Regions from separate parts of the Homo sapiens genome. Here regions 1, 2, 3, 4, 5 and 6 are each linked to region 7. Evidence: chromatin contacts called from ENCODE Hi-C or POLR2A ChIA-PET data. All regions are on one chromosome and are shown on one strand. Each heading gives the region's core, a stretch centred on a gene start or an enhancer-like site at or near the end of the contact. The rest is flanking DNA. Distances are from core to core; before and after follow the strand shown. Region 1 holds the start of LINC02603 (long intergenic non-protein coding RNA 2603). Region 2 holds the start of FAM120A (family with sequence similarity 120 member A). Region 3 holds the start of MIRLET7A1HG (miRlet-7a-1/let-7f-1/let-7d cluster host gene). Region 4 holds the start of BICD2 (BICD cargo adaptor 2). Region 5 holds the start of CARD19 (caspase recruitment domain family member 19). Region 6 holds the start of PHF2 (PHD finger protein 2). Region 7 holds the start of TSTD2 (thiosulfate sulfurtransferase like domain containing 2).

Region 1 (2,775 bases), core at 215-2,714, 3.4 Mb before region 7:
GAAGTACATTCATACACACTGTCATTTAAAACATGGGGGTGGGAGGTGGAGCAAGATGGTGGAATGGAAGGCTCCACTGATCATTCCCCCTTGTAAGAAAAACAAGTTAACAACTATTTACACACAAAAGCACCTTCACAAGAACCAAAAATCAGGTAAGCACTCGCAGTACCTGGTTTTTACTTCATATGACTGAAAGAGGCACTGAAAAGGTAGGAAAGACAGTCTTGAATCACCAATGCCCCTGACCCATCCCCCAGCAGTGGCTCTGTGGTGCGGAGAGAGAATCTATGTTCTTGGGAGACGGCAAGCACAGCAATGATGAGACATTGCATTGAACTCAGTGCTGCCCTGTTATACCAGAAAGCAAAACTGGATCAAACACAGCTGATTCTCACGCATGGAGGGAGTATTTACACCAGCCTTAGCCCGAGGAGAATCACCTATCCCAGCAGTTGGAATTTGAGTTACTGCCAATCTCACCACCTCTGGCTAGAGGGCCCTAAATAAACTCGAAAGGCAGCCTGGGCCACAAGGACGGCTCACGCCTGTAATCCCAGCACTTTGGGAGCCTGAAGTGGGAAAATTGCTTGAGGCCAGGAGTTCCAGACCAGCCTGGTCAACATAGCGAGACCCAGATTCTTTTTTTTTTTTTTCCCCCTTGAGAAGGAATCTCACTCTGTTGTCCAGGCTGGAGTACAGTGGTGCGATCTTGGCTCACTGCAACCTCCACCTCCCGAGTTCAAAGTGATTCTCCTGCCTCACCCTCCTGAGTAGCCGGGACTACAGGCGCCCATCACGACGCCCAGGTAATTTTTGTATTTTTAGTAGAGACGGGATTTTACCACATTGGCCAGGCTGCTCTCGAACTCCTGACCTCTGATCCGCCCGCCTCAGCCTCCCAAAGTGCTGGGATTACAGGCGTGAGCCACCGCGCCCGGCCGCGAGACCCAGATTCTAAAAAACAAAACAAAAAATTAGCCCGGTGTGGTGCTATGCACCTGTATTCCCAGCTACTCAGAAAGTTGAGGTGAGAGGATTGCTTGGCCAGGGGTTTGAGGCTGCAGTGAGCTATGATCACACCATTGTACTGCAGCCTGGCCGACAGAGCAAGACCCCTTCTCAAAAAATAAGTAAGTAGATAAAGTTCAGGGGTGTACAATCACAGGTGTGAATTTGCAGGATGGAGGACATGTAACATCTTTTTAAAAAAAAAAAAAATTAGAAGGACCGTATAAAAAGTTAAAGAAGACTTACTGCTCACCTGACCACCCTTCTCATAGACCCGAAAGTTAGATTTTACTTTCTGATTTTTCACAATTTCTCCTGGATGCTGCGGTCCCGCCCCTCGCAGCATTCTGGATGTTGTAGTCCCTCGCTCCAGGGCATCCACGGTAGGGTAGTTGCGCGCCCCGTGGCAGTCTGGGTAGTGTAGTTCCGTGCCCAGGGGCAGTCCGGCTCGCGTACTTCCGCGTTCCGGCATCGTCGCCTGGTGCGTGGTGAGTGTCCTTTCACAGTTCTGGTGAGCTAGCCCGGAGGTGGTCCCCGCTTTCGCGGGCCTTCCACTGGAAGGAAGGTCGGGAAAGCTGGCATGGGCAGTCCATGTCGTGGCCACATGTTCCTTGGTGTTTTGAGTTTCGGCTGTGGGGTCTGGGCGTGCGTGGTCCACCCCGGAGAGAGGTCTTGGCGGAGGTCCTCTGGTGGGGAGGGGGCGTTGGCGTTGTCGCGTGCTTCTGGCGGGACTTTGGGCCCAGTATGTTGACCTGGAGGGGCCAGTGCAGGCCTGGGACCGACTTCCCGAGCTACTTCGCAGGTGCGTCCCCGGTACTTCGGGGGCCGCTGAGTGGGCTCTGCCTGGGGTACCCAGACAGCATCCTGCCACTAGTATCCCGCCATCCCCTCCCCACCATCGCGCCTCGGAGGTCTCTGGGCCAGCAAATGTGCCTTTGGAGGACATGATATCCTCGGTTGGAGCAAACTTCCCCATTAGTGGGAGGCACGCGGCTTGGGCATCAGTCGGGTTGTTTATTTGTTTATTTATTAAATTTTATTTATTTATTTATTTATTTTTGAAACAGAGTCTCTCTCTGTCGCCCAGGCTGGAGTGCAGTGGCGCAATCTCGGTTCACTGCAATCTCCGCGCCCCACCCCAGCCGCCGGGTTCAAGCCATGCTCCCGCGTCAGCCTCCCGAGCAGCTGGGATTACAGGCACCCGCCACCACGCCCGGCTAATTTTTTGGTTTTTGTTTTGTTTTGTTTTTTTGAGACAGAGTTTCGCTCTTGTCGCCCAGGCTGGAGTGCAGTGGCGTGATTCCCCTGCCTCAGGCTCCCGAGTAGCTGGGACTACAGGCGCACGCCACCACGCCCGGCTAATATTTTGTGTTTTAGTAGAGACGGGGTTTCACCATGTTGGCAAGGCTGGTCTCGAACTCCTGACCTCAAGTAATCCCCCCGCCTCGGCCTCCCAAAGTACTGGGATTACAGGCGTGAGCCACCGTGCCCAACCTCAGTCCAGTTATTAGGGCTCTTGTGGATGGCTGGTGCACTGTGGTGGTGATGGTGCAGCTTGGCCACTAGGACCCGGGTTTGTGGGGGAGGATTGTTTGTGGGTAGACATCCAGACTTGGTCTTGATAGTGGGGGGGGGGACGGCTAGGGCCGTGCGACTCGGGTCAGTAGCCTTGGGGCCTGGGGACCCAAGTTGGTGAGTTGAGAAGGGCTTGCCTGGAGTTAGACATCCCTGGGTTGTGGGTTGCATGGGGGCGTGCTTGTATCC
Region 2 (2,700 bases), core at 167-2,666, 4.2 Mb before region 7:
GTGAGCCACCGCACCTGGCCTGTATTATTTTTAGATAACATGTCATCCTGGCTTTGTGACTAATTTTATGCATAGGTGAGTGGCATAACTTGTCAGCCTGCTTTTAAATGTAACTTCCTAAAATACCAGCAGCATTTAATTTATGTACGTATGATACTGGCTTGCATTTGAGGTGGGTATCAGAAAAGAAAGCAGAAAAATCCAACTTGCCTTTTTCACCGGGAGTATGGGGGCTTCTTTGGCCAAACCGTGCGCGTGCAGGCTCCATGTGCTGGGCAGCAGCTGTCCGGCCACAGCCTGTCGGTTGCATCCTGCTCCTCTACAGAGGTTTCTCCAAAAAAAGAACAAATGGAGAGATGAAGGTAAGTAAAAGCGGCACTTTAAAACTTTTAGAGTGCTGGGTTTCTAAATTTATATTCTGAAAGACATTAATCTCTTTTTGAAAATGTTTTATGCAAGCCTAATATACATACAGTATCAACCTCATTTTAGAAGCAGTTACGACAGAGCTTTGGAACAGAATTTACGTAAACGACCTCCTTCCAGAAGATGCTACTAAAGCAACAAGATTCAAATCCCTCTCCCTCAGAAGAGCTGGGAGATCCACTGCAAAGGCGCACGTTTCAGTCTAGCCATTGCGCAGTGGTAACGCAGGCTTTCCCACGCTGCAACAGACCTGTGCTCTCAAGACAGTCTCTTCCGTGACGAGCAGGCGCTTAGGGCTACCTGTACCTTCAGACATTATGGTGTGTTTGGCCATGTCATTTGTCATAGGTGTAAAAACCACAACCGAGAGCCCGAAGCTGCTGGGATGAGCACCTGCCGCGGAACTGCATTCTCGCGCTCCTTCCTGCTCTTTCCAAGAAGCCAGGCGCGGCCGGCCAGCATCCCGCTCTCCCGGACCCCGCAGTCAGTGTGGGCAGCAGGCCCAGAGTGGTGCGAGCCGACGGCGGCGTTAGAAAGGCGGCGTCCCGACGAACAGAGTGACTCGGCCTCGGCTCCCCTTCAAAGCGCCATCTTATCGCTGCTTCCCTCAGGAGCAGGCGAGCTCTTCCCCAGGACCTGCTTCGCGGCTTCCCTTCGCCCGAGAACCACCGGGCGGAGGCGGCGGCCTCTCTGGCCCTGCCGGGAACAGGGCGCAGGGGAGGGGAGCGGCGGCCGACCGGCCTGAGGCGGGCGAACGGCCTCTGGCCTCCAGGCGCTGCCTGCTCCGGCTCAGAAGCCTCCCGGATCCCGTCCCGGCCCAACTCCGGGCCTCCGCCTCCGCCGCCGCCTCCGGGAGCCCCGAGCCGCGTCCCGCCGGCGCCGCCTCTTCCGCCTGCTAGCCGGCGGGCCTGGGCGGCGTCCGCGCCGGGCGGGTCCGCTACGTCAGCGCCGCCCGCCCGCCCCGCCCCGGCCCTCAGCCTCGGCCTCGGCCTCGGCCTCGCAGCGGCGGCAGCGGCGGCGGCGGCAGGTCCCTCCCCAGACATGGCCCTGGGAGGCGGCAGCACATGGCGGCCGCGGCGGCCATGAGCGCGCCCCCGACCCGCCCCAGTCCCCCCTAGAGGCCGCCGCCCCCGCCCGCCAGCCCGCCCGCGCGCCACGGCCCCACCACCCCCGGCCCCGCCGCCCCCCGCCCGCACCCGCGCCCGCGCCCCCGCCGCCGCCATGGGCGTGCAGGGCTTCCAGGACTACATCGAGAAGCACTGCCCGAGCGCCGTGGTGCCGGTGGAGCTGCAGAAGCTGGCCCGGGGCAGCCTGGTGGGCGGCGGGCGGCAGCGGCCCCCGCAGACCCCGCTGCGCCTGCTGGTGGACGCCGACAACTGCCTGCACCGCCTCTACGGCGGCTTCTACACCGACTGGGTCAGCGGCGGCCAGTGGAACCACATGCTTGGCTACCTGGCGGCGCTGGCCAAGGCCTGCTTCGGCGGCAACATCGAGCTCTTCGTCTTCTTCAACGGCGCGCTCGAGAAGGCCCGGCTGCACGAGTGGGTCAAGCGGCAGGGCAACGAGCGCCAGACGGCACAGCAGATCGTCAGCCATGTCCAGAACAAGGGCACCCCGCCGCCAAAGGTCTGGTTCCTGCCGCCCGTCTGCATGGCCCACTGCATCCGCCTGGCGCTCATCCGCTTCCACGTCAAGGTGAGGCCGGGGATCCGGGCGGGCCGGGGACCGGGGCCGCGCCGCACCCCTATCCCCCTTCCCAGGGCGCAGAATGTCGCCCGGCCGTGGCGGCGCTGGGGGCAGCGAGTTCCCCCAGCCCTTGCCCGGGATAGCCTGGCCGGGCCGGGCTGCAAGATGGATGGCCGCGGGTGCAGGCCGCGCGCTGCCCAAGCCCGTCTCCAGCTGTCCCTGTTCGGGGTCCGCGGCCGCGTGGGGACACTTGAGGGCTGGGAGAGAGCCCCGGACCAGAATTCGGAGGCGACAGTGTCATCATCCCCAATATCCTTAGTTTTTCCCATCCTATTTGAGGCGGGCAGGCTATCACTCACCTTCAACTTTGACAAAATACTCCCTTTTCTAATTTAGCCTGTTCTTTCCCAGCAACAGGTTCATCTTGGAAGCAGGCAGGATACAGAGTAATAGAGGGGGTTTCGCCAGAGCCCTTGGGGGCTGCAAATATCAGTGCTGCTGCCGCCGCCCTTGCCAATGTTGTTAGCCCGGTGACAGCGAGACGTGTCTAAGGGCCAGTGCCCTGGCCTCTACTTCAGAACGCAGTGC
Region 3 (2,700 bases), core at 138-2,637, 3.5 Mb before region 7:
CTAGGTACTTGGCATAGACAGGAACAAAACAGTTTCTGCCCTTGAAGAGTTCCACATCCCCTGCAGCATAACCACACTCTTCCCCTGAACTGTACTCGATCTAGCTCTGGGGCCTGCTCTCTCCTTTCTCAATATATCTTCTAACCTCAAGAAGTCCTCCCCAAATCCTACCCATGGCTTAAGCTCAAGTTTCCCCCCCTCTAGTTTCTTGTTCACTTTAGCTCACAAAATAAAGTCCCCATTAAAAACAAAACGAAACAAACTCCTTTGGCACTTATTGCATACACTAATATGAGTGCTAAAAGGGGAGCTGATACCACCACCTAAGATCATAAATGTAAACGTACAGCATGTCAAGTACTATTTCCCATAGTTCTATTACAGACAAGGACCCACTTTTTTAAAAGTGTTGCACAAAGTCACAATGAATTACAAAAAGCAGAGCTACAGCCCAGGTCTTGCGGTTCCCAGCCATAAAATCTTAAAACTGGCAGAGACCTCAAACGACACCTTAACTAGTGATTTCAGAGTCCTAGCATGTGAAAGTTGTAATGGGGATGGAGGAACTGGGCTTTGGATTAATTTTAAAACAACAAAATCAAGGATTGCTTTGAAAAACATTTGAAGACAAAAATCTTCAAAACATGGGTTGGAAAAGATAACAAAAAAAAGCTCAGGGAGGCTGAGGTGGGAGGATCTCTAGAGTCCGGATGTCGAGGCTACAGTGAGCCGTGACCCACGCCACTGCACTCCAGCCCTGGAGAAAGAGCGAGAGACCGTGTCTCGAAAAAACAAACAACAAAAAAACCCTCAGACCCCAAAACGTCAAGGAATAAAAGTAAAAGGTTGGGCGGACACAACTCCTCCATTTGACAGATGAGCAAACTGAGGCACAGAACTCCAGGAGGCCTGGCCAAGGCCTCCTGGAGGGAACAGGGTCAGTTGACGGAAAAGAGCCAGAGGCTGCACGCTGGACAGCGTTCGGACCTTCCGGGTCGCGCACGTGTAAATTGCCCCCAGGAGCCTGAGGGAGCAAAGCAGCCGCCCCGCCCCGCGGGCAGCGCGTTCAGCGGCCACGTGACACAGCCAGCCCATCACGCGCAAAGGGCAGGGCCTGGAGGACACCACCCCCGCCACTCTCTCAGCCCTCCACTAGGAAAGAAGGAGATGGTATTGGTGGGCGGGCCAGACCCGCCTCCCCCACGGTGGCCACCCCGCGCGAGGCGGGCCCAGCCGCCGCCCTCCAGTGAGGGGACGGACGAGCTCAGCTAGGCCAAGGCGAAAGAGCGACGCGCACTTCAATCAGACGGCTTCACCAATGGGCTTGCGCGCTTTCCGCGGCGCCCGCCCCTGCATCGGCCTCCCGGCGACCGCGCTGCTTTCCCTCAGGCCGCCGCGGCGGCGCCCGCCCGCGCCTCCATCCGGGTCCTGGCGCGGTGCTCTCCCGGCAGCGACGGGCGCGAGGGCCGGGGCATTCCCACGGCCGCGACGGCCCTCTCCGCGAGCGCGAGGTGGGTATGGCGGACGCGGCAGCGAGCGCGGGTCCGTCGCCATTTTATTTCGCGGAGACTCGCGGCAGCGGGTGGGCAGAATGGGAGAGCCGTGCGCCGGCCCGCGCCTGTCCGGCTAACGCGGGCTGGGACTGGTGGGGCGGCCTGCCCCCTCCAGCGGGCGGGTGGCCCCGGGGGGCCGGCGGGCTGCTAGCGGAAGTCGCGGGCGCTCGGGGCACGGGGGAGGGGTGCCGCGTGGCCGCCGCGGGGCCGGCTCCAACCCCCTCCGCTTCCCGCCCAGCTCCTCACCGACAGGGCGGGGGAGGGGGGGTCATTCTTCACATTCCTTACCCCGCCCTTCCCCCCGCTTCAATCAAACTTGGGGCGGGCGGAAGGCCCGCCTTCCGGCCGGCGCCTGTTGGCCGGCGCCGCCTCTGACTGTGGCGTGACTGGTTGTAGGCGCCGCCAGGTGCCTCTGACGTCACTTCCGCTATCAAGTTTGTGGGCCGGGGAGACCTTGGCCTTGGGGGTTGGGATGAAGGAGGGAAGGTAGGAAGTGCGAGGGGCGGGGGGACAGGGCGGGAAGGCGCGGGCGGGGAGGGCGGGAGAGTCGTGGCTGGCTGCATGCCCCTGCTCCCCGCGGCCAAGTGCAGCCTCCCTTCCTGAAGCAGCTGCTGCGGCTGGAGGTCCGCTGCGGCAGCCGTCCTTGGCGAGGGGGAGGGGAACGCGGGAGCGGGAGGAAATCGTATCCCGGGGGACGGGGCTTGGAGATTTGCGACTCGGTGTCACCGGAAACAGCGCTGGCCTTTTGAGTCGACGCTGCAAACTCTTGGAACCGAGTGCCTCTCAGAAGGCTTGCTAATAAACTTCCCGGGCGGGCTCTAGTGTGAGGAATGTGGTAACCTGTATGTCCTTGGCCAGTAATGCCCTTCGGTCTTTCAACTTTTTACAGTAGATTCTGTGTCAGAGGTAATGGTATGTATTCTTCAACTTACCGGTTTTTAAAAAATTGACTAACGAGAGGGCGGGCAGACAGGAAAAAGGCAGGGAAGACAGTGAATGTTAAAATTTTGAGGTAAATCAGGAGACTGGTTGAGTTTTGCTTTTTAACTTCATTGATAATACTGCTTTCTTGGCATACAGTTCCTAAAGTTAAAGCATCATGTGGCATTCCTTTGCATTTATTTCTGTTGGCCTGAAGTATAAGAAC
Region 4 (2,700 bases), core at 137-2,636, 4.9 Mb before region 7:
CTTTCTGGGCACGCAGTACTGCACTCCCATTTTGCAGAGGGGGAAACTAAGACTCACGGAGGGCCTCTACCCAAAGCCACATCACTAGCAAGGGGCACAGCCTGGATCCAAACCCTGGTGTATCCTCCCAGAAAGCAATTCCTGCAAACAACGCTATGGAGTCAGGGAACGGGAGAAGAGAAGCTGGGGAAGGACTGTCCAAGACTCCCGCTGCCCTGCCGCCTGGAGACCCTCGACCAGCCTGGTGGTCTAACCTACTCTCCCCCCAGTGGGAATGACACAGACCACTGAGGTCTCCGTCCAAGAGGAACACAGCAAGCCACAGCGAGGGGAAGGGCCCGAGAAGCGGGGCTGGACAGGAAGTGGGCCAGGGAAGTCATGCTAGCTGGTGGGAGCGCAATCCCGGCCATGAGGACACAGCGCTGGGCCTGGGGCAAGGGTACTGGGGGACCCATGCCAGGGGCAACCTCCACGTGCAACCCCGAGCCCCTACTCACTTAGGCCGCTGTCCACGACCTTTCCCCACCTCGGAGGCACTCATGAAAGAAGCAGAAACGCTCCGAAAGTAGCTGCGCCCAGAGAGGGGAAGTGCTTTCTCTGAAGGTGACAGAGCCGCAGCCACCCAGACCCAGGCCCACCCTCGGCCTCTCCCAGCGGGTCACCAGCATCCGTGGCCTCAGCTCCCGGCTCAGCCACTGCCCTCCCAACCCCACCCCACACTCAGACACACCCGGAACAGCGACCACCGCAAAGCATCAGCCCTTACGAAGCCCCGCCCCGCCGGGGCCGCCCAGGTCCGCACAGAAGCAGGCGGGCAGCTGCAGGAGGCGACAAGGCGCCCGGACCCCTGCATTAGCGGCGTCTGCAACGGCCGCGGCACCGGCCTGCTAGCCAAGGCCGGGCCCACTCCCACATACTGCCCGTGCCCCCTCCGCCCCGGCGGCCCACCCCTGCCGGCCCCCGCTTGGCAAGCTGACCTTGGCCGCCCTGGTGCCAGGGACGACGCCCACAGGCCCCGGCGCCGGGCGGGGGTCGCAGGGCAGGGCGGCTCGGCTCACCTCCTTGAGCTGCTCCATCTCGCTGCGGATAGCCTCATAGTCCACCTCGAGCTCCTCGAACTGCAGCTTGAGCTGGTGCTTCTCCTCGAGCACCGCCAGCCCGTACTCGGCCGCCTGGATCTTCTCACGCGTGGTCTCGGCCAGCTCGTGGGACAGCCGCTTCACCTCGGCGCGCAGCCACTCCGGCTGCGCCTCCATCACCAGCCGCGCGTACTCCTCCTCCTCCGACGGCGCCGACATGGTGGCCGAGGGCTGAGCCGGCTCCCACTGAGGCTCTCGCAGGCCGGGCCCTCCTCAGCCGCCGCCGCTGCCGCCGCCGCCGCCGCCCTGCCCCGACGGCCGCCCGCCCGCCCGCGCCGCCGCACGGCTCCTCCCCTCCGGCGCGCGGGGCCCGCTGGGGGCTGGAGTCCTGCCTGCGCTCCGACCACAAGGTCCATCATGCCCGGCGCCCGCCCGGCCCCCGGCTATGATTGGCCCATGCTCTGTGAGGGGCGGGCCCTCGGGCGCAGCCACTGACGCCAATGTGGCCCAGGGGGCTGTGGGGACAGTAGTCCCGCTAGCGCACCGACTACAAAACCCGTCCAGCCCCGCGCCCACCCGTCCCCGTCCGTGATTGGCCTGCGCCGCCAGCGTCGAGCCGGATGTACCGGCGCCTTGCAGTCCCCTGGACGGCGGTCGAGTGGGCGCGGCCCCGCGGCCTTCCCCACACTCAGAGCCGGGGACACTGCTCGGTCGCCGGGCCTCGCGCTCCCCTGTGCCTCTGGCAGCCGGCGGCCACGCGGGGTGGCAAGACGGCTGCCGGGAGAACCCCCAGGGGGAGGCGGGTGCGGGGCGGCAGGACTGGGCTCCCGACCGTGGGACGAACAACGCGGACAGAGCCCGGGAGGCCACGAGCTAGAAGCGCATCCGAGAGCGCGGGTGAACGGCTGCTGCTGGAAACCCGTGGACGGTGTGACGCATGCTCTGTGCAGACGTCTGGGGGCGGGAGGAGGACGGGCCAGCAGGGGGCGCCCAGGGGCCAGCGGGAACCTCAGCACCGCCCCTCAGTCCTTCAAGGTCTATTTCTTGGGAATAAAGACATTTCCATTAATACAGGGTCATAAACGTGGTAAATATAATTGTTGTCTCCGCATCTATTTTTAGGCCTGACTTAAGTTGTTTGAAAGCCAGTCGTACCCTTCGCCTTGGCGTAGGTAACACTTCTCCGTATATGGTGGTGTGTGAGATAACTCGTTTATTCTTTATCTCATTGACCTAAAGCGCAACACACCCCACAGCCGCTGACCGCCATAGCACCTAATGGCCAGTATCAGTGCAGATGAGTTCACCCTTCCCTCGTATTTTCTTTAGCCAGTCCACAGGCCCCAAGGGAAATCCTAAAGGATGATTTCCATGGACCCTAGCACAGCCATAGTCCCTTCCTTCCCACCGTCTCTCACTGCCCCTCTCCATCTGCTTGTCCGCCTCTCTTAGGCATCCCTAACCTCTCCGGAACCTAAGAATAATAAATTCCTTCTGTTTTGTACCTTTTAATTTTACTTTCTCATTGTATCTCACCTGAACCCCACACCCATTCGGTTCTCCTAGAGAGTGGCTATCTTGGCTTATGGTCACTCTCCCTCAAGACCAAATTAGAAAGAAG
Region 5 (2,700 bases), core at 32-2,531, 4.5 Mb before region 7:
CTGGCTGGGGCCCAGTGCATTCACATCATGTGGGGCTAGGAGCTTCTTGTGGCGGGCTCCGGAGCTGGAAATGCCAGGCCTACGAGAGGGAAAGCAGGAAGGAAAGCGGGAGGGAAGTGGAGTTGGCCCAAGGTCACTCATTTTACAGTCCAGGAAACTGAGGCTCAGGCAGGTTAAGTGACCTCTCTAGTTCGGGTCACACTGTCAAGCTAGTGTCTTCTTTTGAAGGTGGGGGACTGGGGTCCCCCAAGAAGGTGTCCCCCCCCCACCCCGCCGAGCGAGGTCACACCGTTGAGTCCTTCTCCCCTGGATTTGGGAAAGCATCACTGGGCACTGCCTCCTTTGGCTGGTCCCTGTGGCGTACTGGACGCCCACCGGCCTTTTGCCCCAGGCCTGGCCCTGTACTCCCCAGGGCCTGACTTTCTGTATGACGTTGGATCAGTCACGTCCCCTCTCAGTTTCAGTTTTCTCATCCAAGGGGTGGGGCGCGAGGCCGGGAGCGGGGAGGTGGACTGAGCCGGCCGGCGGGCCACCTGGATCCCGACTCCGCCACTCAACGCGGCAGGGCCCGGAAGGGCGGGCCCAAGACGGGCAGGGCTCCGGGCAGGAGCGGGCGCCTCCAGGGAGGCGCGCGGCGGTCGTAGCTGAGGCCGCCTTGAGGGCGGGACTTGGACGCGGGCAGGGCTCGAGTGAGAGGCGGGGTTAAAGGCCGCTGCGACGGCGTTATAGACGCCGGCGGGACCGGGGCCCAGCGAGGGGAGGGACTCTGGGCCCCTCGCGGCGTCTTAACTGACGCTGGGAGGGGCGGGAGTCCGGTGGCGCCCGCCCACGCCCGCAGTCGCCCGCCCACGCCCGCAGTCGCATGGCAGAGCAGGAAGGGGCGGGGCTCAGGGCCCCTGGAGGCGCGGAGGCCGACGACGGAGGGGGGCGGGGCTCGAGTAAGGGGCGGGGCCCGGTGGGGGGTTCCTTGAGGCTCGGAAGCCGTCGTCGGAGGGGGCGGGGTTCAGGTGCAGGGCGGGGCTCAGAACTCCGGGAGAGGCGGAAGCCGACGCCGGAGGGGGCGGGGCTCGAGTGAGGGGCAAGGCTCCAGGATCCTCGCAGCGGCCTATCCCAGGACGGCAAGGGGGCGGGACTCGAGTGAGAGGGGCGGAGTTTAGAGCCCTGGGGGAGCCGTAGCGGGCGCGGAAGGGGCGGGGCCTAACGGTAGGGGGCGGGGCTCGTCAAAGGGCGGGGTTTAGAGTCCCCGAGGCTACACAGCCAAAGCCGGGGGGCTGGCCTAGCCAAAAGGGGCGGGCGAGCACGGCCCGCGGGCGGCGTTCGCTGGAGCTGGTGGACCGGGCGGCTGACCGAGGGGCGGACGCGCGGCGGGGCAGACCGCTGGGGACTGCGGGCGGCGCTGTGTCCGTCGCCATGACAGGTGGGCACGGGGTCGGCTGGGCGGCAGGGATGCGGGCGCCCTGGATGGGTGGCCCGGCCCGGGGGTCCGGCTGCCTTGCGAGTCGCCTGCAGGCCGCGCCTGGGCAGCGGGGGCCGAGTGACCTTGGCCCGTCAGCTGTCGGTGGTGCGCGAGTGCACCCCCGCGAAGTGGTGGGTGTCCCGGGGCTTCTACCCGGCGGGGCCGTGCCAGCCGAGGCGGTGCCGGGCATGATGGGTGGTGGCCAGGTGCGGGGCCCGAAGAGGGCGGGGGCTACAAGGCAGCTCCAGGGTGGGGCTGCACAGCCGCGGTCTGGGCTCAGCCACTGCCAATGTGTGTGTGTCCCGTGGTGGGGAATTTGGTCTGAAAGAGTAGGAGGTGGTAGAAATGACACCGGAGAGAATTCACAGCGGTCCTGCTGTGATTCTGGCCACGGAAACAACGCTCCATCCTTACAACCACCCCAGCGAGGTCGCGGGACAGGCGATGCGTTCCTCGGCGGCATGTGATTCCTGTGGGACTCTTGGAGTCTCCCAGACTCCTTCGGTGGTCCACGACGCTCTTGCCCCTGTTTAGTTCTAAGAGAATCGGGGACAGCGACTGGACCCCCCAAGGTTGTTGTGCTCCACGCTAGTGGCCCCAGCCCAGCCTTCCTCCCCAGGGCCTCTCTGGTCTGGGGACCTGCCCACCATCCTCCTGATCCCAAACAGGGTGACTCTGCCCTGTGGACCTTCCCCTGTTGGAGAAGCCCCATGAGGGTGATGGGCTGGTAAGGGACCCCATGGCAGCCCGGCCAGGGAGTATGGGGGTTCCCAGAAGCTACACTTCATTCTTACTGTTCTGTTTCATGGAGCAGAATTGGCTCAGGGGCTCAGGGTAGCCCCAGAAGTCCCTAGTCCTCTCTCGGTGCTCGCTCTCTTGAGTCTCAGCCTAGGTCCTGCCCACAAATAGGATCTCATGGGCTGGAAACTGATGACTTCCAGGACACCAGGCCAGAAGAGACTTCCAGCCTAGGCCACAAGAGACCCCAGCTGCCACCTGCTCCCCTTTGTCCTCCCTTCTAACTCTTCTTATTTGTGGCTCTCATTTCTGAGCACTTACTGTGCATTGGACCCTGTGTTGGGTGATTCCTGTTTGAAAATGATCAGATGGGGACACCTGGAATATCTCGTCTGTGTACAGATGGGGAAACAAAGTCTTAAATTGTGCCCTGCCCAGGCTGGGATTCCGTAATTCCCTTAGTGAGTTCATCAGAATGCGTGGGACACAACTCAGAGCTGTGTTGG
Region 6 (2,700 bases), core at 162-2,661, 4.1 Mb before region 7:
GGTGGGTGGCTGACTCTGAGGGTAGATTTTGGCTCAGTAGGAGGAAGGACCTTAATTGAGCCGCCTGCGGTGGAGCAAACGGCCCCTTGGCAGCTGCAGGTGGGCGGTGATGGTGAGGGGCTGAGGGGCTAAGGAGCCTTGTCATGGATGCTGCTAGGAGACTGAGCCAGGTTTCCTGTCCGGAGATTCTGGAATTCCGAGCAGGGGTGGCCCACATTTCCCAGCACGATGCGGATTTTGCTGAGGGAGGATGGGGAGAGAAAGAGGGTGAGGGAGGAAGGGCGGGCAGGGATGTGGCCCCTGCCCAGCGCGGATGCCCCAAGGATGCAGCGCTGGCGAGGCAGGGAAGTCCTCCTCTAGAACGCGTGCAAGTGACCCCTCAGAGCGCACCTCCGCTTCTCCTCCCCACCGTGGGGGCTCAGTTCCCTGGACACGGGGGCCAGGGTTCCCATACTCCTCGCCCCTTAGGTCACGGGCCTGGGGGGCTCAAATGCCAGGGAGCTCTCTCTTGACAGAGCTGACCAGCCCGGCCCCTTAGGTCACGGGCCTGGGGGGCTCAAATGCCAGGGAACAGAGCTGACCAGCCCGTGCCAGCGCACTCCCGGCCCGGGCTTCTGTCCTCTTCCTCTGGGGCTGAGCATCAGGGAAGTCCGCGGGATCCTGCGAGGGAGGCGGCAGTCCCCAGCCGAAAATGAGGGGAAAGAGGAAGTGGTGTCCCAACCAGAAACTCAGTGGGGAACGGAGGGAGGCAGCGCGGCCGAGGAGGAGGAACACCCCCACCGTGGTGGGGGTCAGAAGAAAGTTAGGGCCAAGTATTTGCTTGTCGGCCTTCTAGACTAGGAAGGCTCTCCTGCGGGCTCCACTCCCGCACCCCGCGTCTCTCCTTCTGCCTTGCCCGGGTTCCCCCAACTTATCTTATCCTCGGGGTCCCGCCCACCTTCTCCCCGGGGTCCCACCCCACTTTCAGTCTCAAGGCTCCCCCAGCTCACCTTCGCGCCCGCGGACCCCTGGGTCTACCTTCAGCCTTGGGGGCCCTTCTCGGCCTATCTTCCACCTTCGAGATCCCCCCACCCGCCTTCTCCCCCGGCAGGGTCCCCCCGGCCGTCTTCTCCCCCGGCAGGGTCCCCCAACCCACCTTCTCCCCCGCAGGGTTCCCCAGCCCGCCTTCCCGGCGGCGGGAGCGGCGGCCCAGGCCGGCGGGCGGAGGCGGCGCCACCCGGGGCGCTGACGTAGAGGCCGCTCGGCGGCCGGGGGTCCCTTCGGTGGGGCCGCGGCTCCCCGCCCGCCGCCCCCGCGCGTCCATTCCCTTTTGTGTCCCGCGCGCGGCCCGTCCCCCGCGCACACTAGCGCCCTGAGCCCCGCGGGCCGGCGGGCGGCTCCCGGCGCGGCCCCTCCAGCCAGCGCGCCCGGCATTGTGTGGACGCGCCTGGCCGGGAGCGCGCGCGGGGGCTGTCGTGCGCCCCCGTCCCCGTCCCCTCCCGGCCGCGGCGCCGCCTGCGCCCCGCCGCCCCCGCCGCCCCCGCGCGGCCCGGCCCCCGGCCCGGCCCGGACCGACCCGGGCAGCGCAGCGGCGGGGCCGAGCGGCGGCGCGGCGCGGCAACATGGCGACGGTGCCCGTGTACTGCGTCTGCCGGCTCCCCTACGACGTTACCCGCTTCATGATCGAGTGCGACGCCTGCAAGGACTGGTTCCACGGCAGGTGAGCGCGCGGCGGCTGCTCGGCTCGGCCCGGCCCGGCCCGGCCACCTTGCCCGACCGAGCCCCGCGCCCCCGGCTGCGCGCCCGCAGGCCCGGCTCGGGGACGGGCCGCCGCCGCCGCCGCCGCATTCCGGGCGCCCCGGTCGGGGCTGGGCCGTGCCGGGCCGCGCGCCCTTTTGTGCCCAGGGCGGGGGCGCCAAGCACGGGGCCCGCGCTGGGCGCCCCTGGCCGCCGCGCACAAAGCGAGGCCCGCGGGCCGGGAGGTGGGCTCGGGGCTCGGGGCGCGGGGAAGTTGGGGCTCCAGGCCCGGGCCGGGCCGCCTGTCAGCTGGGTCGCGGCGGCCGCAGAGGCCGGGCATCCGGAGGGAGGCCGAGGCCCGGAGCCCCCGCCGCCTCCCCCCTGCGAAGTTGCAGGAACTTTCCCCGCGCGGGCTCGGGGTTGGCCGGGCCGGGAGAAGCGGGCGCGCAGCCCGGCGCGGGTCCCGGGAGAGGCGCGAGTGGCGGGCTCCGACTCCGGCAGGGCTGGGGAGTCCGTGGGGGCTCCGGCGAGGTGGCAGCCGGCGCGCCCACCCTCCGCCGTGGCCGGCGAGCTCCCTTGGACCTTGTCCCCGAGGGCAGGACCCCTCCCGGACCCCCGCGGAGCAGCTAGACCCGGCAGGCCTGCAGGTCCGCGGGCAGGAGTGCGGTGACAGAATAGTGTCTGTGAGTTGGGTAAGGGGGGTTTGTTGTGGCTTTGCCACCTCCTCCCTGGCCTTCAGTTTTCCCCGTTTCTCTCCTCTCCGTTCCCGGCAGGAACGCCGGTTTTGACATGATCTTATGCTCCCTAAGGAAGATGGGGAGGGGGGAAGGAGGTAACGCTTGGAGACACTGAAAACCCCCGCCCTCTTGGCCCTTGCCGATGGCCATGACCTGGCCCCATGCCTAGGGCAGGTCCCTTCCCACCAAGAAGTAAATGGAGGAGGAGGAAGAGGAGGTGACAGTGTTGCCCAAACTGCTCCAACAG
Region 7 (2,700 bases), core at 30-2,529:
GAGGTGCTAAATGCTAATAAATATAATATTCGTTGAATGAAATAAAACAGTGATTGGGTAACCAAAGAAGGCCTCACTAAGGACCTGACATTTGAGCTGAGACCTAAGTGACCAAGAGCCAGCCACGCAGATTTAGAACCAGAGACCTTCAGGTAAAGGAAATAGTATAAGTTCCTAAAATAAGAACAAGCTTGACTTATTGTAAGAACAGAAAGAGTGGTTGGAGTACAGTGAGGAGAAGTAGAACCCCACAGGCCATGGCATGGAGTGTGCAATGGAAAGTCGTAGGAGACTTTTTTTTTTTGACACGGTCTCACTTTGTTGCCCAGGCTGGAGTGCAGTGTGCGATCACCGCTCACTGCATTCTCGACCTCCTGGGCTCAAGGGATCCTCCCACCTCGGCCCCCAACCCTCCCCTCGAGTAACTGGGACTACAGGCGCCAAACACTAGGCTCAGCTAATTTTTTTTTTTTTCCTGTAAAGACGGTGTTCGCCTTGTTGCCCAGGTGGGTCTTGAACTCCTAGGCTCAAGCGGATCCGCCCGCGTCGGCCTCCCATAAGTGTTAGGATTACAAGCGTTAGCTACCCCGCCCGGCCGTCATAGGAGACTTTTAAACAAAGCAGTAACACGATCTGATTCTGGATTTGTGTTGAAAGCAGAGCAGGCAGGGTTTACAGATAATTGTTATGTAAAAAGAGGGAAAAGAGCTAAGAAAGACTCTAAATTTTTGGATTAAGCGGCCGACGGATGACGTCATTTACTGAAATGGGTAAGACCGAAGGAGAATTAGGCCGGGAGAGTGAAATTTCAGATGGCCATGGACAAAGCAGATAAGCCAGTATGGTGCTCATAAAGACATCAGGGGAGGGGACGCTCACACACAGGCATATAGGTACCCAATAACCCTTGAAAACAGATTACTAAAACAATCATTTGTTCCTTCCTAAGCAAACAACTTAAGGAAAATGACGGCCAGCCGGCAAGCCCGGAGCCGCACGCTCGCGTCAGGGCCGGCCTTTCCATACCAAGGGGCGGCACGTGCGGCACCGCCTCCCGCCCAGGCCCCACCCCGCATGCCGAGCTTGGCCCAACCTCTCCTCCCACTTTTCCCAAGGCGGCAAAAGCCGGAAAGTGGGAGTAGATGAGCACATACCCGCCAGTCCTGATCCTTTCTAAGGTCTCTCTTCCCTGCACTGTCTCCGCCTAGCAATTGTCACTGCTCACCGCCCTCGAGCCTATTCCCCCGCCGCGTATTTGGGTAGAAAAGCTCGCTCGTGACGTCACCAAGCTCCGGAAGTCTCCTGGCGTCGGCGCAAGGGCCGCCGGGAAAACCATTGAGAGGCCACCGGGAAACCATTGAGAAGCCCCGGAGGACCGGCCTGAGCGGAGGCGGAGACTAGAGCGGCCGCCGGCACGACCCGCCTTCAGGCGTACGACGACCGCGGCCCGGGGGCTCTGAGTGGCCAAAGCGGCGGCACTTTCTGCGTGGCCCCGGAAGGACATAGAGCGGAAGGCGGGAGAAAGAAGTAGCCGGCAGGCGGAGGCAGCCCGAGGGGGCGGTTGCATGTGTGCCAGACGTTCGTAGCCCACTGAGCTTCCTCACGCCGGCTGTCGCAGCGCCTAGCCCCACCCGGCGGCCTCTCCTGCGCTTCCGGGGCCGTGGCGAGCTAGTGCGCCTGCGTGCCGGCCCATCCGCGCGCCTTGCAGCTGTCCTTGCGTCGGCCAGCGGCCAGACAGTTCCTGCAGCGCTTACCGCCTGGCCTCTCGGTTCCGCGGCGCACCGGAGGGCAGCATGTCGCGGCGGCGGCACAGCGACGAGAACGACGGTGAGTGCCTGCGGCCCGGCCACGGAGGCCGCTCCCGGTTGGGAGCCGAGGCTCGGCGTCTTTGGGTGTCCACGGAAGAGACTGGAAGCTCTTCTCCCCGGGAACGTGCGGGGAGCCGCGGAGGGAAAGAGGAGAATATGGTGGCGGTGTGGTCGGGCGGCTTCTAGAAAGCGACTTCTCCCCCGCCCCAGTTCTTTGAGTCAAGGGCCGATCCTCGGGAAAGAAGGCCTGGTGAACCCCATGGGTAGACCCTTGGTCTCTAAGGATGCTTCAGAATTTCGTCCGTAAAACCACGGAGCAGGGAAGCACACCTGTGTCTGTGCTGCCGCCTCTTAGGGACCCACTGGTCCTAGTGTCTCGTTTTAACCTTCAAAGCTGCACCTGAAAAGGGCTCGGAAGAATTCACTGAAGGAAAGGACTGAGAGATCTCATGAGTTGCAGTCTGAACTCTGTTCCGGTAGTGGTTATCCGTTGATTTCACTTCTTTCAAGCTGCAGGGAAAGAATATTGTCTTACCTGCGCCCAAGAGGTCCCTAATAAACAGACACAGGTTACTGCAGATTTTGAACTGGCCGTAAGCGCATTTCCCTTGTGTGAGAGAGAGTGCTAGAAAACTAACTTCAGGCCTCTGAGAGAGTTAGAACAGGGGTTCCCATCTCCGTTTGGATGATTGTGCTCGTGGAGATCAGTGTTGCCTTCATAAAGATGGAATAATTCTAGTTTTAACAACAACAAAAAAAAGATGCTTATATTACACATAAGCCTTACAATCGGTCAAAAACACAAATCCACACACCAAAAAAGTAAAACTTAGAGTAATTCTATTGTTAACATTTTAGTGTATTGTTTTTTGAAGAGAGTGTATAGTAGTGG

What was found. Hi-C counts contacts between places; a loop is a spot of excess contacts on that map. ChIA-PET counts read pairs that join two places held with the same protein, here RNA polymerase II (POLR2A). Pooled maps may share reads with other maps.
Region 1: a loop to region 7 is called in a map of CD8-positive, alpha-beta T cell, with 14 times the contacts of the local background. The contact joins the promoter of LINC02603 here to the promoter of TSTD2 in region 7. A Hi-C loop is called at or near these places in 3 of 168 maps with a recorded cell type or tissue (CD4-positive, alpha-beta T cell, CD8-positive, alpha-beta T cell and naive thymus-derived CD4-positive, alpha-beta T cell), 1 of 37 single-sample maps with no recorded cell type and 8 of 50 pooled maps.
Region 2: a map of CD8-positive, alpha-beta T cell shows a loop between it and region 7 (30-fold over the local background). The contact joins the promoter of FAM120A here to the promoter of TSTD2 in region 7. A Hi-C loop is called at or near these places in 1 of 168 maps with a recorded cell type or tissue (CD8-positive, alpha-beta T cell), 3 of 37 single-sample maps with no recorded cell type and 12 of 50 pooled maps. POLR2A ChIA-PET finds 5 or more read pairs at or near these places in 1 of 52 experiments (GM10248).
Region 3: a loop to region 7 is called in a map of CD8-positive, alpha-beta T cell, with 5 times the contacts of the local background. The contact joins the promoter of MIRLET7A1HG here to the promoter of TSTD2 in region 7. A Hi-C loop is called at or near these places in 4 of 168 maps with a recorded cell type or tissue (CD4-positive, alpha-beta memory T cell, CD8-positive, alpha-beta T cell, lower leg skin and 1 more), 4 of 37 single-sample maps with no recorded cell type and 14 of 50 pooled maps. POLR2A ChIA-PET finds 5 or more read pairs at or near these places in 1 of 52 experiments (activated T-cell).
Region 4: a loop to region 7 is called in a map of B cell, with 10 times the contacts of the local background. The contact joins the promoter of BICD2 here to the promoter of TSTD2 in region 7. A Hi-C loop is called at or near these places in 2 of 168 maps with a recorded cell type or tissue (B cell and CD8-positive, alpha-beta T cell) and 6 of 50 pooled maps.
Region 5: a map of naive thymus-derived CD4-positive, alpha-beta T cell shows a loop between it and region 7 (14-fold over the local background). The contact joins the promoter of CARD19 here to the promoter of TSTD2 in region 7. A Hi-C loop is called at or near these places in 1 of 168 maps with a recorded cell type or tissue (naive thymus-derived CD4-positive, alpha-beta T cell), 2 of 37 single-sample maps with no recorded cell type and 10 of 50 pooled maps.
Region 6: a loop to region 7 is called in a map of endothelial cell of umbilical vein, with 16 times the contacts of the local background. The contact joins the promoter of PHF2 here to the promoter of TSTD2 in region 7. A Hi-C loop is called at or near these places in 2 of 168 maps with a recorded cell type or tissue (endothelial cell of umbilical vein and naive thymus-derived CD4-positive, alpha-beta T cell) and 8 of 50 pooled maps. POLR2A ChIA-PET finds 5 or more read pairs at or near these places in 1 of 52 experiments (T-cell).

The regions. Positions count from the first base shown.
Region 1 is chr9:94,257,847-94,260,621 of GRCh38, forward strand. It overlaps LINC02603 (long intergenic non-protein coding RNA 2603), which reads right to left and starts at 1,465. Exons shown (of 3, transcript NR_160773.1): 1 at 1,265-1,465. It overlaps ZNF169 (zinc finger protein 169), which reads left to right and starts at 1,452. Exons shown (of 5, transcript NM_194320.4): 1 at 1,452-1,499. RefSeq lists enhancers at 971-1,616, 1,455-1,774, 1,617-2,263, 1,805-1,934, 2,264-2,775.
Region 2 is chr9:93,450,269-93,452,968 of GRCh38, forward strand. It overlaps FAM120A (family with sequence similarity 120 member A), which reads left to right and starts at 1,417. Exons shown (of 18, transcript NM_014612.5): 1 at 1,417-2,121. The coding sequence starts at 1,648. It overlaps FAM120AOS (family with sequence similarity 120 member A opposite strand), which reads right to left. Exons shown (of 3, transcript NM_198841.4): 1 at 1,879-2,700; 2 at 211-331. The coding sequence starts at 2,441. RefSeq lists an enhancer at 897-1,446 and silencers at 1,027-1,556, 1,697-1,826, 2,127-2,306.
Region 3 is chr9:94,164,871-94,167,570 of GRCh38, forward strand. It overlaps MIRLET7A1HG (miRlet-7a-1/let-7f-1/let-7d cluster host gene), which reads left to right and starts at 1,388. Exons shown (of 5, transcript NR_170278.1): 1 at 1,388-1,511. RefSeq lists an enhancer at 753-1,317 and silencers at 1,013-1,812, 2,043-2,112.
Region 4 is chr9:92,763,447-92,766,146 of GRCh38, forward strand. It overlaps BICD2 (BICD cargo adaptor 2), which reads right to left and starts at 1,387. Exons shown (of 7, transcript NM_001003800.2): 1 at 1,059-1,387. The coding sequence starts at 1,298. RefSeq lists a silencer at 1,338-2,077.
Region 5 is chr9:93,094,936-93,097,635 of GRCh38, forward strand. It overlaps CARD19 (caspase recruitment domain family member 19), which reads left to right and starts at 1,282. Exons shown (of 6, transcript NM_032310.5): 1 at 1,282-1,417. The coding sequence starts at 1,411. LOC101927993 (a long non-coding RNA gene) reads right to left here and starts at 575. Exons shown (of 4, transcript NR_188444.1): 1 at 433-575; 2 at 1-79. RefSeq lists an enhancer at 270-319 and silencers at 430-739, 760-1,509, 1,530-1,639.
Region 6 is chr9:93,575,173-93,577,872 of GRCh38, forward strand. It overlaps PHF2 (PHD finger protein 2), which reads left to right and starts at 1,412. Exons shown (of 22, transcript NM_005392.4): 1 at 1,412-1,699. The coding sequence starts at 1,602. RefSeq lists enhancers at 1-314, 315-909, 591-870 and silencers at 971-1,030, 1,141-1,440, 2,031-2,190.
Region 7 is chr9:97,632,089-97,634,788 of GRCh38, forward strand. TSTD2 (thiosulfate sulfurtransferase like domain containing 2) reads right to left here and starts at 1,280. Exons shown (of 10, transcript NM_139246.5): 1 at 1,155-1,280. It overlaps NCBP1 (nuclear cap binding protein subunit 1), which reads left to right and starts at 1,733. Exons shown (of 23, transcript NM_002486.5): 1 at 1,733-1,827. The coding sequence starts at 1,794. RefSeq lists enhancers at 1,201-1,530, 1,299-1,593, 1,758-2,593, 2,151-2,230.